3 separate regions of the Homo sapiens genome follow, and regions 1 and 2 are each linked to region 3. A link is a contact called in ENCODE Hi-C or POLR2A ChIA-PET data. All regions are on one chromosome and are shown on one strand. The core of a region is the stretch at or near the end of the contact, and the rest is flanking DNA. Distances in the headings are between cores, read along the strand shown.

Region 1 (3,891 bases), core at 192-2,691, 700 kb before region 3:
AACAACACAACTATGCTTTCCAAACCCAGAATCCACAGGGTATGTGTGCTGCTTCTCTCTCTGCTTTGCTTGGGGAGAAAGGAATATAAAGGACCCCTGGGAATCCCTTCCCCTGGAGGTTTCCAGCTGCCTGCTTTTGACTTTGACTTCTCTTCTCTCACATGCAAGTAAAGAAAACAATACTGGGTTAACATTTTCTAAGCTGTACAACCTTAGGACAGTGCCATTGGAAGGAAAATAGGCTAGAAATCAGAAAAGATGGGCTTGATTCCAAAGATTTCAGTCAGATCTTTGACGTCAAGATATCACAAACCCTCCTTCTTCAAAGTGCAGGCACTGTCTGTTGGCTCACATCATCCGTGAGCACTTAGAGTTCCTTGAGTAAGAAGTACTGCCTTCTATAAACATCTCTGCATCTGGAGACTTATTCCTGGACATTGCTAATGAGTCAGTGAAAAACCCCAAATGATCTATGTATCAATTCCTGTTTTACACTTTCAGTTTATACAATAAATGAGAAAAAGGGCTAAGCTCAATTTGCTGGAAGTTGACAGTCCATTTTTATTTTGAAATCATTGTTGGTAATTTCATACCAAAGGAGAGGCTTACAGCAAGAGAGTAGAAATGAAAGCAGAAATGAGAAAGCTTATATAGTCTCAATTTCGATGACTCTAAAAACATTGATCAATCAACAATGCAGCTCATCCAGGAAAACCAAAACACTTTGTGGTAGGCAGAATTCTAAGCCCCTAAGGTTTCCTGCCTCTGGGATCTGTGAGCCTTCTCCCACTTACTCAATCAAACAGCAACCTAGATTCTGCTGTGAAGGGATTTTGCAGATGTAATTAAGGTCCCAAGATAGGGAGATTGTCTGGGTGGGCTTGATCTAATAGCACGAGCCCTTTAACTCTGAGTCTGGAGGTCAAAGACAGAAAAAAATCAAAGAGGTTTGAAGCATGAGAAGAATTCAACAAAGGGGAGATTCTCTATTGCTGACTATGAAGATAAAAGGACCAAGTGGTAAGAAATGCGGCAGTTTCTAGGAACTGAGAGTGGCCCCCAGCTGACAGCCAGCCAGGAAACAGGGACCTCAGTCCCCCAACCGCAAGAAACTGAATCTGTGACAACCAGAATGAGCTTCCACAAGGCCCTTGAGCTCCAGATAAGAACACTGCCCAGCTGACATCTTGATTTAGCCCTGTGAGGAGATCAGTGGAGTCACACCCTTCCCAGTTCTGGGGGAAAACCTGTAAAGTAATGAATGGGGAGTTGTTTTAAGGGGATAAATTTATGATGATTTAGTATGCAGCATAGAACTAAAATCCACACTTCCTGAATGGTTTTAAAGCCTCTTAGCCTAACCCTAAGACCAAAACCCAACCTCCTTCAAAGAGAAACCTGCCAACCACTGTGAACCAAATCTATCAGACAAGTCTCTTGTGATTCAAATTATAACCCACGGCCCGACAGCATACATGTGGCCTAAGAAATGCAGCATCTCAGGTCCCATCTGGATCTACTGAATCAAAACCTTCATTTTAACAAATCGCCTGGTGACTTATATACACATTAAAGTGTGAGAAGCACCAGTTAGCATTTTAATGCAGAGCTGGAGATCTGGAATCAGCAAAACCCATGTTCCCAAGCTGGCTCTACAGTTTTACTAGCTATGCGGACTTAGACAAGTTACTTAACCTCTCTGAACTTCTATTAATCGGTAAAATGGAGCAGGTAATAGTACTGACTTTATAGAGTTGTGGTGAGGATTAAATGGGACAGTATGTAAAGTGCTTTAGCCCTGCATTTTGGCCTGTCGTTAGCCTGGCAAACAGTAAGGGCTTAATAAATTGTTGCTTATTATTGGATTGGGCAGTAATAGCATCAATTGAATGTAGAGGGAGCAGGTAAACTGTATCAGTTGGAAACTTGCAGGATCACTGTGGCTGGCATCCTCTGATTAAATATGTTGTCACGCAGCTCCTCAGAGACTGCAAAAGGTTGTGACCTTGGTTTTCTACCTAACACAAGGCTGGGTCAGCCATGCCATTCCATCCCAATGCCTGTAACCATCTGTGTATCCCCCGACCCTCTCCCTTGTCGGTATTTAACCTCACTGGGCTTGACCTCACTTAGCTAATGAGATCTGGCCAGAAACCATGGAGATGGTTGTCAGCAACTCGGGGCAGGTGGTATCCCTGAATACCAATGGCAGCTCAATCCACAGAAAAGATGAAGAGATGTGCCAGGGGCAAAACACAGCCTGTTGAACTGTTTTAACAGAAATCTAAGGTTCTTCTTATTTTTGTTGGAGGGAATGATGGCAATGGTGACAATGGTGTTGGCATTACTGAGTATAAGAATGAATGTATAAATCAACAGTGACAAATGAGTAATACATAAGCCAGAGAGCTTTTGTGATCAATTCTGCAGAGGCCCGTTCCCCCTCCTGGTGGTTTCTCTGTTCTTGGCAAAGACTCCTCTCACTTGCTTTATTTCTCAGCCTGAGCCACAGCAATCTCTATAGTTCAATATAAATAATGAGGGTGATATTGATAATAACAATAGCTCTCATTTATTGAGTGCTCCAAGTGCCAGGCACTCTTCATATATTATTTATACTCCTTATAACAACTCTTTGAGGTAGACATTATTATGTTCCTTTTTAGCCAAGGAAACAGAAGCCTCAGAGAGGTTAAGTGGCTTGCCCAAGTTTACACAGCAGATAAGATAGTCTTGGATTCAAACCTGAGTCTGTTTGACTCTGAAACCTGTGCTTTCTTCGCTTTATCTCCGCAATACAGCTGTCATCCTTGACTGGGCTCTTGGCCCTTTGCCTGGACACTGTATCTGGGCCTTCGATACTACTGCCCAGTCAGCTCCTGAGCTGCCTTGCTCCTGTCCTTCCAGGTTTGCACCGCTTTGGCTTCTGTCTTTGCTCAGATGCTCACCTGTCTGGCCCCTGGAAACATATGGCGCTCACCTATTTCTTGTCGGTCCACATGGTTCTGCCCGTGGGTTTTCTAATCTCACTGCTCATAAGCAAGCTTGCTGGGCCTGACTCATGAAGGAGTGGCTTGATGCTCCCAGACTCTGGGTAACTGTCCCTCATTCTAGACCCTCCTGCCTCATAAGTAGAGTCTCCCCTATCATCCAGCCTGGCTCACCATTGCAGAAGAATGTTTCCTGCCTGTGTCAGAGAAACCAGCCACCTGGGTTCTTCTATCTGCTCCTGCTGTGCTCTGTCTTGAATACTCTTCCTTTCTTTCAAAACCACATTCTATTGCTCAGCTCATACCTGACTCAAAACCCAACCTACTGCCCACAGACTAAGATCTCGACCTGGAATTATATCCTATTACTATCTGGCCTCACTGACCCTTTCAAGTTCCAACCTTATTTTCCAGCCAATTGTTTCCCATCCTTTCTCTGTGATTTTCTGCTCGGCCTTTTCTCCTGCTCTTCTCTGCCAGGAATGCTCATTTCCTCTGTGCTAGTTCAGGATCATCCAAGATCTAGCATAAAATCCATCTTCTTTACAAAAAATGGCCCTAACCTTCCCAGCTGGAAATGGTCTCTTCCTTTCATTGATCTACTGTGGCACTGTATCTAGTGACACCTAACAGTTTTCTACATTTTGCCGTAGTTAATTGTATACATATTTTTTCTCCCCTTTTACACTATAAGGTCTCTGAGAACAGAGAGCATCTGATTTTTTTTTTCTTTTTTCTTTTTTGAGACAGAGTGTCACTCTGTCGCCAGGCTGGAGTGCAGTGGCACAATCTCGGCTCACTGCCTCCTGGGTTCAAGCAATTCTCCTGCCCCAGCCTCCCGAATAGCTGGGACTACAGGTGCACGGCACCAAGCCCAGCTAATTTTTGTATTTTTAGTAGA
Region 2 (3,662 bases), core at 219-2,718, 620 kb before region 3:
AGCACTGGCTTATTTAGAAATTTCAGAGGACTAGGTGAGGTGGCTAAGGCCTGTAATCCTAGCACTTTGGGAGGCCGAGGCAGGTGGATGACTTCAGCCCAGAGTTCAAGACGAGCCTGTACTTCCAGCTACTCGGGAGGGTGAGGTGGGAGGATGGCTTGAGCCTAGGATGTTGAGGCTGCAGTGAGCCGAGATTGCGCCACTGCACTCTGGCCTGGACAACAAACTGAGACCCTGGAAGAAAAGAAAAGAAAAGAAAGGAAAAGAAAAGAAAAGAAAAGAAAAGAGAAAAAAAGATCAGAGAACCTTTCTTACTGGAAGTCAACGTTGCCACGACAGGATTAAAGCAAGAAGAAACATTATGGGCCTCCTATCTCGTCCTTAATGTTCAAAACGCAGGGTATAGCAAAGCATATAGGAAGAGGTCGTCCTCACTCGTGAACTCAGCATCGGGTTCTACGTTTATTCTGCTTTGGTTCTTCTTAATCTGACCTCTATAGACTTCGCCACGATCCAAGGTGTAATTCCAACAGGCAAAAGAAGTCTAAGGATTGTCGAAAAGGTGGCTCCCTTCAGACAGACCAAGCCCAATTCATGGCAGCGTTCCCAGCCCCAGTTTGAAGCTCAGTAAGGTGGTCTCTTGCCTTTCTGAATTCTGAAAAAAGAGTGGTATTGGAATCTCTTCTTACCGGAACCCAGGAGAGGGCGAGCTGTGGTGCAGTCCTCATAAAGGGGAGAACTGTAGTTTTCAGAGTTCTAATGAACATCCCAATGGGCCTAAAAGGCTTCAATAAGAGATGAAAGGTTCCGGGTGAGAGTGGGCGTGGGCGAAGCTGATCCCTCTAGGTCGGACTAAGGCAGAGCCAGATCCAAGAGGGAGAATCCAACTGTAAAAGGGATCTGGGGAAGAAAGAGCTCTGTTGGGGGTGCAGCCGGATGAAGAACACCGGTGCTGCTCAGTGCAGCCCCTACCCATCCATGGCAAACAAAGGCAGCTGCCTCCCTTCCAGCCTTTTAGTTTGAATGAAGGCTCAGTATTACCTTTTAGGATCCACCCTTCCCTTCTCACGCACCCAATGAGGCCGGAGCCTCTTCCTGCCGGGAGGTGCTGAACTCTCCCAGGAAACGGACAGGTGCCGCGAGCCAATGGAGGGAGCTGCGGCGGGCCAGTGGGCGGGAAGAGTGGGTCGACCTGGGTTTGAGAATGACAGAGCCCGCAATGGGGGAGGGCACGGTGCGACGGCGGCGCAGGGGGTGAGAGGGACCTGCGAGACGGCCAGCTAGGCTGCCCCAACCACGGCGGAGGAACCGGGGACTGGGCGGCCGCAGCCAATGGGAAGGCAGCGGGCGCGGGGCGGGGCGGGCGTGGGGCGGAGCCCCCTGGGGTCCGCAGGGCTGGGGCGGAGCCAGGCCCGCGTCAGGTGGTCCCGGCGAGCTGGCGGTGCGGGGGGCGGGGCACGGCACGGCGCGGAGAGGAGAGCGGCGGCCGGCTGGCAGCGGCGGGCACCGGCTGCGCGAGCAGGTACCGGCGGCAGAGGTGACGAGGCCGCCCCCGGGGGGGCGAGCGGGCAGGCGGGGACTCGGCCCGCTGCGCCCCTAGGCTGCGCGAAGAGCTCGCGCTCGGCGCTCTTCTCGTACCGCGGTAACAGCGCCGGCGAGCCGGCTCTCCCAGCCCTGCCAGCCCGGGCCCTACCTGCGGCCGCCGTCGTTGGGGGGGGGTCCTCCCAGCTCTGCGGAGGCGCATGAACAATAGGCGGCGGCGGCTCCTGCGGGCGGCGGCGGCCCCGCACCCTATGGATCGGCCGCTCCATGGAGCCCTCCAGAGCGCTTCTCGGCTGCCTAGCGAGCGCCGCCGCTGCCGCCCCGCCGGGGGAGGATGGAGCAGGGGCCGGGGCCGAGGAGGAGGAGGAGGAGGAGGAGGAGGCGGCGGCGGCGGTGGGCCCCGGGGAGCTGGGCTGCGACGCGCCGCTGCCCTACTGGACGGCCGTGTTCGAGTACGAGGCGGCGGGCGAGGACGAGCTGACCCTGCGGCTGGGCGACGTGGTGGAGGTGCTGTCCAAGGACTCGCAGGTGTCCGGCGACGAGGGCTGGTGGACCGGGCAGCTGAACCAGCGGGTGGGCATCTTCCCCAGCAACTACGTGACCCCGCGCAGCGCCTTCTCCAGCCGCTGCCAGCCCGGCGGCGAGGACCCCAGTTGCTACCCGCCCATTCAGTGTAAGGCGAAGGCGGGGCCGGGCGGGGAGGGGGAATGACGGAGGCCTGGGGGGCGGTCGGGGAAGGGGGGAGCACTGCGCGAGGGCTGGGATGAGGGCGGGGGGTGGGGAGGACGATTGACCTGGGTGTGGGTGGCGCGCGCTTAGGCTGCCCGGGCTTTGCTTGCTGGATAAGCTCGAGACGCCTCAGGCCCTGCCCGCACTTCAGACGCTTGGGCTTCTTCACCTTCAGTTGGCCACCTCAGCAGTGGCTCCCGATTTCCACATCCTGAAGTCCCAGTCTGAGAATTTGCCAGTTTCCCAGTCCCTTCTCTTACCCACCCCCCCGCCGCCCCCCATTCCCAATCTGGAAGTGTTTATGGCAAGATGGTGGTTAGTGTCCTAGCCTTAGTCCCCAAATCAGGGACCTTGCCACCACCTCTTCTAACGCCTGTCCCCGCCTCCTAAAGGCATTTGCTTTCAAAGAGATGGGGGTGTCTCCGCAGGGCTGAGCTGGCTCACAAGTCCCGGAAGCATGTGTGAACTCAAGGCTCAGTTGCCTGTAAAATGTCGGGTTGATTTCTTGGATCCTATTTCTTATATCTCAGAAGTTGTACCTTTAGGAGTCTCACTGATTAATGTGCTAAGAGGGATGTGTGTGTTGAGAGTGGGGGTGAGACAAGTGATGATTAGAGAGGAAAAAGTATGTCGTTCCCCCATGGGAGATCAGGATTGCAAGGTACAGTGGCTGAATCCCAGTCCTTTGACAGTGAGGCTGTTTGGGAAATACATTTTCTTCTTTCTTCTCATTCTAGATCCTTGCCTATCTTTGGAACTGGTCAAATCTCAGGGGGACCATGCTCAGGGGTCCCTCCCAGGGCCTTTCTCCCAGTGTCCTGGTTTCCGTCAATTTTCCAGGAGCCCCATATTTCATACCCTATAATGAAATCTTCTTTTTTTTTCAAGGGAGTTAAATTGCCATCACAATCCCTTAATCATACTAGTTTATTTCAGAAAAAAACATGTAAATATCTCTTTAGTGCAGTTTACACTATTTTGTATTTGAGAGTTTCCATAATCTCTTATCTGTTAAAAAGGTATTGTTAATATGTATTAATTACTGTTTATTCCTTATTTTGTATACTTTCATCTTAGTTGATTTTTTAAAACGTCATTAGCAAGGACCAACTTTAAATATTTAAATATTAAGATTTCCTTTGTAACAGTTACGTTTTTGGCTCTGTAAGTTATTTTTTACCCCAGCAATTGTGTTACTTTAATCTTGAGTTTTTTTGTTTTTTTGAGACAGTCTCGTTGTCTCCCAGGTTGGAGTTCAGTGGTGCAATCTCAGCTCACTGCAACCTCTGCCTCCCGGGTTCAAGCAATTCTCCTGCCTCAGCCTCCTGAGTAGCTGGGATTACAGGCGCCCGCCACCATGCCTGGCTAATTTTTGCATTTTTAGTAGAGAT
Region 3 (3,529 bases), core at 982-3,481:
AAATCCCACCACCAAGAGATAACCACTACCATTTTGGGGTTTTTATGCTGCCAGGGCATTCATCCCCACCCCGCCACCCCCGCACATGCTGTGTTACACTGTGTTCTGGGGTTTTTTTTCTCTCTGTCTACGATATATTATAAAAACCTTTCCACACCAGTACACAGAATGCTGCATCTGTATTTTTACAGTGGTAGAATACAGCATTATGTCAACAAAACATGTTTACTTCACCAATTTGTTGTGTTGGAAAATTAAGATGTTTCCAATTTTTCACTCTTAAAAACACTACCATGAATATCCTTGTAACTAAATATTTGAGCATATCCTTAATGATTGCCATAGAATAAATTTCTTCCAGTAAAATTACTGGGTCACAGGCATTCACGTTTTTAAGGAATTTGATGTATCTTTCAAAATTGCCCTACCTAAAAACTCTATCAATTTAGGTGCCCATTAGCCATCTCTTTGTCTCTACTGTAGACTCTCAATGTGTAGACTCAGCATTGTGACTCTCCACGGGAGCAGACACAAGGTAAGTCCCAGTAACTGACATATCCTGAGATCCCACAACTTTAGAAGCTATTGAAACCTTTCAAAGTCAGTCCCAGCCCTAACTTTAAATGAAATTCAAGACCCATAAAGGTTCAGGGGTCTGAAAGCACTCCTACTGCTCCTACTGAGCACATCCAGGATTCTGACTCCGGACTCAGGCCAGAAACCACCACACAGCTTGCTAACGGAACACTGAGTCAAAGGACCAGCAAAGACCTCCTGCCATCTCAGGCTTAGAGATTCCCTAGTCTCTACACCCCCTTAATCTGTTTGAACCAAGCCTTGCTCCAGAGCAGCCGGGCAAAGGAGCCAGGGATCTCAGGAGTCACACACACTGTTGACGTCTCAGCACAACTCCGGTTGGTTGCATTTTATTTCAATCCTTGGCTCTGCTGCACGTGGCCTTGGGATGGTTATTTAACCTAAGGCTCAATTTCCTCAACAAAAAAATGGAGTTGGTAATTGTACCTAGCTCACAGAGTTTTAGTAGGATGGCATGAGGTAATACAATCAAATTCACTAGCACCACTCCTGGCCCTTAAAAGGTGCTGCTATTTGGTAAGTATTATTATCATTTGTTGGCCCCTCACACTTAGCCTCAGGCAGCAGAGAGGCCTGAAAGAGAACAACTTCCTGCCCTTACATTCTGACTTTTCTGCACTGGTGTCGCTACAGAAGGCCAGCCACCAGGCTCATTTTAGATCTGCCTAATGCCACCGATAAGCTGAGGGCTTGAAACCCCATTCTTAGGAGTGGCTTGCCCACCCCGCATGCCTCTAGGACCAAGCCTGACAAATATAGCAGAAATTACAGGCATCTGATTTAAGGCTACGTGTGTACACTTCGCCTGAGCCAAGCCCCAAGCCCTAGTCCCGCTGCTGCATCAAAGGACCAGCTCTCTTCCAGCCTCCAGGCCCAGAGTAAGCAGCAATTTGGGAGGCAGCCCCCTCTTATTTTTAGCTTTAGAAACCCGAAAAGCCAACATACCAGAGCTCACCCAAGCGTCTCTCACAAACTGTTGTTTGACTTGGGTTGAGAAAATGACAGGCTGGGTTCTGCACCAAGAAGAGAAGAAAAAAAGAGGGGGAAAAAAGGAGTTTTCTTTTCCCTCCGCTGCCAATCTCCATCCCCCTCAACTCCTCCCCTAGGCCTGGGTGGACCCTGCCTGGGTAATAGTTCCCTGCTATATTTAAAAACCACAGATGTGTTTGGTGGAGACTTAATTTCGGAATTGCAGGCAGCGTCTCCTGAGGACAAGGGGAAAGCCGGTGCCGCGCGCCCGCCTGCTGCCTGGAGCTCCCAACTCGGCGGAATCCAGGTCAGGACGCGCCGCCGTTTTGACGTGCTGCCGGCCGGGAGGCGCGGGCGCCAGGCTCCAACGACTAGGGTGGGTGGCCGCGGGGCAGGGGTTGGATCTGAATTCGTCCCTCGGGGGCTCTGGATGCGGGATGCGGGATGCGGGATGCGGGCTCGACTTCCTCGCTGCTGGTCGAGGAGCGTTCTGAGAGTCTCCCCTCCGCGCGCGAGGATAAATATGCGCGGCTTGTCAGTCAGTGCGGCGCTGTCTCCCAGCTGATAGGGTGACGTTCCGTTTGGAGGCTTGGAGATTGGCTTTTTGATTTGGCTTCTTCCGGCAGCTTAATGGGCAAAGCTCTCCGCTCGCCCAGAAACCAGCCTCTCCGCGCGTCCCCTCTGCGCGCGGCGAGGCCGAGACGTCTCCCGCGGTGACAGCGTGCAAGGCGGAGACCCGGCGCGCTCCCAGCCCAGGGAAAGCCCAGGCGACGCGACCGCAAGCCCGAGCCCAGGTCCCTCGGAGCCGCCAGGGCGCGCCGGGCTGCTTGCCTTCCTGCCCCTTCCTGCAGGAATCCCCCGCCGCCCGCGGCCGGGACTCCGGGCCTCTCCCGGGCGTAGATTCCAGTCACCGCTCTGGGTCGGGGTTTCCCTCTTTCTGAAATCCGTGCGGAAGGACCCCTCCCGGGGCCCCTCGCCCTGGCCCCAGACACCCTCCCTCCCAGACCCCGCGCTCCAGATGCGCTGCCCCGCAGCTCCCTGACAGCTGCGAGCCCACGAACCCCGGCGGGAGGGCGGCGGCGGCGGACTGACATGCCCCGGACGCGGCTGCGGCCGGCGGGCAGCCCGCGGGGGCGATGAGCCGCTGCGACCGGTGAGGCGCCGGGCGGCGGGGGCATCGCGTACCTTCCTCACCCCCCTCCCTTGCCCACTCCGCTCGGGAGGCCGAGAGGAAACGGTGAGTAATGGGGTGAGCCTCCTGCCCTTCCCCCTTAGCGGGCAGCCGAGACATGGGAGGTAGAGGTTGGGGGGCTTGGGATGCCCCTAAGAGGATCCCTGATTGTGAGTAACGGGGTTAAGTTATTTCTCAAGATCATTCATATGAACCGCCTTCCTGTGGATTTAGTGCCAGGAGAAGTGGGGTGAGGGTGCCCCGGAAAGTGTACATTGTGTATGCAGTGTTGGGGGGGCAGATCTGGCAGAGTGGGTGTCTACAGGAGGGTGCCGCCGGGTGGGGAGGGGCAGAGAGAGATGCCTGGGCAGGTGGGTACAGTTGGATCGTGAGCATGCTGGGTTGGTAGCGGGTGCTGTTTGGGGAGACTGACTGCTGTGTTGTGTGTGCTGGATGCATGTCGGCATATGTGTGCCACCTGGGCCAGGGCGTGTTGTGCTTCTGGTGCTGTGAGTGTCCGCCGGGTTTGGGGGCTAGCAGGGAAGCGCGTTATCCACTCGGCGCGCGCCCGCGTGCACATACGCACGCACGCGCTCACCCCAATCTCGGGACTCCACCGCCGCGGGTCGGGAGCTGCAGCCCCAGAGCACCCACCGCTGGGGCCAAGGGGGCGAGGGAGAAGGAGGGTTTCTCCAGTGCTGCACTCTCCAGCCCCTGGTGGTCTGCGTGATCCGGGACTCGGTGGAGAGAATCGAAATATATAACTAACCCTCCCCCGATCCCCCAACACAC

The links. A loop is a pair of places that touch in the nucleus more often than their neighbours do. ChIA-PET counts read pairs that join two places held with the same protein, here RNA polymerase II (POLR2A). Pooled maps may share reads with other maps.
Region 1: a pooled map shows a loop between it and region 3 (6-fold over the local background). The contact joins the enhancer-like site here to the promoter of SLC8A3 in region 3. A Hi-C loop is called at or near these places in 6 of 37 single-sample maps with no recorded cell type and 4 of 50 pooled maps.
Region 2: a pooled map shows a loop between it and region 3 (7-fold over the local background). The contact joins the promoter of MAP3K9 here to the promoter of SLC8A3 in region 3. A Hi-C loop is called at or near these places in 20 of 37 single-sample maps with no recorded cell type and 7 of 50 pooled maps. POLR2A ChIA-PET finds 5 or more read pairs at or near these places in 2 of 52 experiments (activated B cell and activated CD4-positive, alpha-beta T cell).

What each region holds. Positions count from the first base shown.
Region 1 is chr14:70,884,066-70,887,956 of GRCh38, reverse strand. No RefSeq gene overlaps it. Among named protein-coding and RNA genes, the nearest start is that of PCNX1, 21 kb to the left of the region's middle. RefSeq lists an enhancer at 344-653. Within about 2 kb of position 1,441, at least 12 of the 41 ENCODE cell types and tissues checked have a DNase peak (open chromatin) inside an H3K27ac peak, as active enhancers do.
Region 2 is chr14:70,807,319-70,810,980 of GRCh38, reverse strand. It overlaps MAP3K9 (mitogen-activated protein kinase kinase kinase 9), which reads left to right and starts at 1,468. Exons shown (of 12, transcript NM_001284230.2): 1 at 1,468-2,215. The coding sequence starts at 1,810. MAP3K9-DT (MAP3K9 divergent transcript) reads right to left here and starts at 2,197. Exons shown (of 2, transcript NR_184164.1): 1 at 1,694-2,197. RefSeq lists a silencer at 1,267-1,906 and an enhancer at 2,847-2,906.
Region 3 is chr14:70,187,653-70,191,181 of GRCh38, reverse strand. SLC8A3 (solute carrier family 8 member A3) reads left to right here and starts at 2,231. Exons shown (of 7, transcript NM_182932.3): 1 at 2,231-2,803. It also overlaps the pseudogene LOC646548. RefSeq lists silencers at 2,257-2,586, 2,657-2,796.